Regions from separate parts of the Homo sapiens genome. Here region 1 is linked to region 2. A link is a loop called in an ENCODE intact Hi-C map of the cell type or tissue named here. Cell type or tissue: heart left ventricle. All regions are shown on one strand. Region 1 has its middle 17 kb from the start of ODF2. Region 2 overlaps DYNC2I2 (dynein 2 intermediate chain 2).

Region 1 (2,500 bases), 200 kb before region 2:
GTATATACACATACACGTATATACACGTATATACACATACACGTATATACACGTATATACACATACACGTATATACACGTATATACACATACACGTATATACACGTATATACACACACGTATATACACGTATATACACACACGTATATACACGTATATACACACACGTATATACACGTATATACACACACGTATATACACGTATATACACACACGTATATACACGTATATACACACACGTATATACACGTATATATACGTGTATATATGTACACATACGTGTATATACATGTATATATGTATACATACATATATATACATGTATATATATTTGTTTGTTTTTAAGACAGAGTCTCGCTCTGTCACCCAGGCTGGAGTGCAGTGGTGTGATCTCGGCTCACTGCAGCCTCCGCCTCTTGGGTTGAAGCGATTCTCCTTCCTCAGCCTCCCTAGTAGCTGGGATTACAGGCATGTGCCACCACGCCCAGCTAATTTTTGTATTTTTACTTTATATTTTTTAACTCATGGCTGAGCCTCTGCATCTCAGCTGGCCTGGGAGGAGGCTTCCTGATCTATGGTTGAGCAATTGGAGGGACAGAGAGGGGAGGACAGGTGAGGAGTCAGGCCGATCCAGCATCACCTCTGTGCTGGGTGATCTTGGGTGGGTGCCATCCCTTCCCTGGGCCTTAGTCTACTCTTCGGTCATTGTGGCTGGTTGGGTATAGAGTGGCCTAGCCTGAGCCCGGCTCACAGTGAGTGCTCACCTGTTGGGGCTGATGTGGTCATCCCCGAAGTCATTACCAGCCTCACCTTGCTGGTCAGGGTGGGCCCAGCCAGTCCAAGGGCTGCTGATGTCCCCCGGCCCTTTGGATCATCTCTTGTGCAGCTGAAACCCTGGCTTAGGGGAAGAGGAACCGCCTGGGAGGGGCTGGGGGAGATCCTGGGTTCCCCTCTGGCACTAACCAATGTGGCCACCAGAGGGCGCAAGGTGGCAGAGCCTGGACTTGGCCAGGATGCTCTCTGCTGGGTTGGGGCCAACACCAGGAAGGAAGCATGGGCCATAGGGAAGCTCCCATTGGTGCTGGGGCAACCCGCAGCAGCTCTGCGTCTTCTGCTCTTCTGATGGGAACTGCAGGCCTCTCCCCTGGCCCCAGAGAGTCGGGCTTCTGGGCCCAGCCGCTGTCTGTCATGCCTGCACTCAGGCAGCTGGAGGGGTGGGAGGGGAGATGGCTCCTGGCCTTGGCCATGGCTGCTTTGGCTTCCACCGTTCCTGCTCCTCTTCCATGTGGCCCCCTGACTTGGTTGTGTGAGCACTCCAGTCCTGGCAGAGCCTGACAGGCACTCCCTGAGGTTGGGGTATCCCTTGGCTCTGTCCTGGGGTTGAGGTCCAGGACCTGGCACGGCTGTGAGAAGGACCTTGGGCTGGAGCTGTGGACTCGGTGCTTTATTCGTTCTAAGATGAAAGTCATTCATTCTGGATGGCTATGACCTTGAGCGACTCACTTCTCTCCAGGCTCCAGGTGTCCCCTTCATTCATTTGTTAACCTTTATTAAGCACCTCCCATGGGCCGCAGTCAGGCCCTGGGGATTCAGCAGTGAATGAAACTGACAAAACCCCTGACCTCATTAAACTGACATTCTTTTTTTTCTTTTTTTTTTGTGGCGGAGTCTCACTCTATCACCTTCTGTCACCACACCCGGCCAAAACTGACATCCTAATGAGGGATGCAGACAAAAACAAAGAAAGATCAGAGGGTGTGAATTGCTATAGAGAAAAATGAGAAGCGGAGAGATACAAAGTAAGATCTGAGAAGTTAACACCTGAACAAAGACGCAGGAGTGGGCCAGGCATAGTTGCTCATGCCTGTAATCCTAGCACTTTGGAAGGCCTAAGCAGATGGATCACTGGAGGCCAGGAGTTTGAGACCAGCCTGGCCAACATAGGGAAATCCCATCTCTATTAAAAATACAAAAATTAGTCAGGTGTGCTAGCGGGCGCCTGTAATGCCAGCTACTCGGGAGACTGAAGCAGGAGAATCACTTGAACCTGGGAGGTGGAGGTTGCAGTGAGCTGAGCTTGCACCACTGCACTCCAGCTTGGGCGACAGAGTGAGACTCCATCTCAAAAACAAAAGACTTCGCCAGGCAGGGTGGCTCACACCTGTAATCCCACCATTTTGGGAGGGCGAGGCAGGTGGATCACGAGGTCAGGAGTTCAAGACCAGCCTGGCCAAGAGGGTGAAACCCCGTCTCTACTAAAAATACAAAAATTAGCCAGGTGTGGTGGTGGGCGCCTGTAGTCCCAGCTACGTGGGAGGCTGAGGAAGAGAATTGCTTGAACCTGGGAGGCAGAGGTTGCAGTGAGCCGAGATCAAACCACTGCACTCCAGCCTGGGTGACAGAGTGAGACTCCGTCTCAAAAAAAAAAAAAAAATAGACAAAAAAAAAAAAAAAAAAGACTTTAAGGAGGGGAGGGGCTGAGCCTTGGGGATAGCAAAAGG
Region 2 (2,500 bases):
CAATCCTGTTGTGTGCAGCCACAGTGGCTTTGAGTTGGGTTGCTGGAGGGAAGCCGTCCTTACCCCCATGTGTGGTCTTTTCCCCAACCCAGAACCCCAGGTACAAGCAGGGCCCAGACCACCCACCCCTTAAACAGATCCAGGCCTAGCGGCCCCTTCCTACCTTTCCCAGAGGCAGCTGCAAAAACCAAGGGCCGCACTGGGGACCAGCGCACAGCAAACAGATACTTGAGGGAGAGCTGCAGCGAAGTCAAGGGAGGGGCCTGCAGCATGGAGTACAGGTGGACATGCCCGTCAGTCCCAGCGCTCAGGAAGAGATTCCTAGACGGGATGCAGGGGGCCAGGCAAGGGAATCAGTGCTGGGGTCTGGGTGGTGCTGGCCCCCAACACCAGACCCCTCCTGGGCTGCCAGGCTCGTGAAGAGCCTCCCGGGTCCCTCAGCCTGGAGTTGGTCCTCTCATTAGAGAAGGGACGATGCCTGGGCCAACCACCAAAGACCTGAACACGGGTCTCAGAGTGGGCAGAAGGCAAGCACTTGAAGCAGTTTGTCATGAGGCTTGGCAGGCTAGAGACCCGCAGGGCAGGGACACCCTGGCCCCACTGTGCCCCAGGCCTGCCCTACGTACCTGTGGAAGGGGGAACAGCTCACAGAGTAGATGGGACCGCCGTGGGGGGAGAAGGTAAACTGTGCTGGGGCCCGCAGGGGCACGGAGCTGGGCATCCGCGTGAGGGCTGCCTCTCCAGCTGCCAGGGAACACTTGAGCGGGAAGCCGCCTTCCGTGCCCAGAATGAACAGCCTAGGGTCAAAGCTGGAGAAGGCCACTGCCGTGGCGCCCACCTCGGTCTCCCCGCGGGGATGCTGTGGAGAAATGGCAGCAGCAGGGTCAGAGCCAAGGGCATCAGATGGCACTGTCCCAACAGAGCCAGAGAACAGGAGGGGAGATCACAGCAAGTCAGGCCCACTGCCACACCTTCCCACCCCCAAGGCTCACCGGCGCAGGCCAGGGCAGTTTCCGGGTGCCCACGTACCTTCTTGAGCTTGGTGCTCCGTGGCAGCTGCTGCATGACCAGGGCGAAGCCCTCTGTGAGCTGCAGCTGGCCTACCCCGATGCCCTGCCAGAGTAGCACCTTCCCGTCGGTGGCCACACTCAGCACCTGGAAGCGGTGGCTGTGCCCAGGCTCGGGCAGCCACACCACCTGAGTTAACAGCATGCAGGGCCAGGATGGAGACAAGGGACACCTGCCCAGGTGTCACGCTCCACCCCTACCCTCCCTCTCTTCCAGGAAAAAAAAAAATTCTCCGGGAGGCCCCAGAACCAGGCTCACCCACCAGGGGGCAGGCCTGGAGGGTTCCCAGGGCCCTCTCCAGTCCCAGAATCCCAGCGCTGCTCACTCGGTGCCTGCAGAGGAGGCTGGGAATGGCCACAGGGCCCTGGGAGTGGCTCCTGAGGGGGGTGACTCATGCTGCGGGAGCTCCGAGAATGCAGGAGGCAGCTGTCCAACTGCCAACGCCCGGGTGACCTTCCTAGGAGAGTGGGCGCCCTCTCCCCAGCTCTGCCTCAGGGCCCACCCCGCCCGGCAGCCCCTGCCCTGACCTGGGACACAGGGTCTGTGTGGGTGTCATCCGTCAGGCCTGTGCGCCACAGCAGCGGGTCCTCAAGACGGCTCAGGTCCCACACCAACACCTCACCACTGTACAGCCCTCCTGCAGGGACAGTGGACCTGGGCAGAGGCTCAGCCCCACCCCCAGCCTGACTTCCTGGCCAAACACCCGCCCCAGCCCACCTACAGGGCCAGGGCCAGGGCCAGGCGGCAGAGCCACTTGGCTGGAAGTCATCCCCACAGAGGGAGAGTCCTAGCCCCCAGCTCCCCTGTTGTACCCCAGGGAGCTTTGCCGGACACCCCTGCCCTGCACCTGGCAGCTCCCTCCAGCGTTGCCTGCCCCCTACCACTGACGGCTTCCCAAGGGCACCTGCCTCTTCTGGCCTCTCCACAGCCCCCTGTCCTGGCCCCGACCCTGGCCCCCTTCCAGACTCCTCCCCCGAGTTCCACCCCTCAGGGCTCACTGCAGACCTTCACCTGGGCTCCAGACTGAGAGGGTCAGGGCCCGCCTTCCTGTCTCCGGGCCAAAGGGCCCATGGAAAGCTCCCTTGTGCCCTCTGCAGGGCGGGAAGCTGAGTCCTGAGAGGAGAGGAGGCGGACACAGCAGGCAGCTCACCTGCGACGTGGGAGGGCTGCGTGGGGTGGAAGGCCAGACACAGGACAGCGCTGGGGACCTCCACCACGGCCGACGGCTGCTGGGGACGCAGGTCTCGCCGGTCCAGGTTCCAGGCACACACGAAGGACTTAAGCGTGCTCCAGTCCCCATGGTCCAGCCTGTGCAGGGACAGGCTTGAGCCGGCTGTGCCCCTGGGTGGGGCTCCTATCACCCACCCCACCTCTCTCCCCACTAGCCCCGGACACACTCGCTGTGTCCTTGTCACCACCAGACACTACTCTG

Evidence for each region. A loop is a pair of places that touch in the nucleus more often than their neighbours do. Peaks named below come from ENCODE experiments on the same cell type or tissue, not always from the same donor. Only the 100,000 strongest peaks of a DNase experiment are listed, where the experiment ranks them.
Region 1: a loop joins it to region 2, with 2.6 times the contacts of the local background. A loop is called at or near these places in 4 of 110 quality-filtered maps.

Annotation. Positions count from the first base shown.
Region 1 is chr9:128,437,829-128,440,328 of GRCh38, forward strand. No RefSeq gene overlaps it. Among named protein-coding and RNA genes, the nearest start is that of ODF2, 17 kb to the right of the region's middle. RefSeq lists a silencer at 790-963. In heart left ventricle, a CTCF peak has its summit at 974 (motif pointing right); a DNase peak (open chromatin) is centred at 993.
Region 2 is chr9:128,634,063-128,636,562 of GRCh38, forward strand. It overlaps DYNC2I2 (dynein 2 intermediate chain 2), which reads right to left. Exons shown (of 9, transcript NM_052844.4): 4 at 2,219-2,376; 5 at 1,596-1,705; 6 at 1,030-1,197; 7 at 627-859; 8 at 164-321. Among named protein-coding and RNA genes, the nearest start is that of DYNC2I2, 22 kb to the right of the region's middle. RefSeq lists enhancers at 631-1,830, 1,883-2,500. In heart left ventricle, CTCF peaks have their summits at 1,329 (motif pointing right) and 2,172 (motif pointing left); DNase peaks (open chromatin) are centred at 773, 913, 1,439 and 2,179; H3K4me3 peaks cover 1,610 bases; H3K27ac peaks cover 2,500 bases.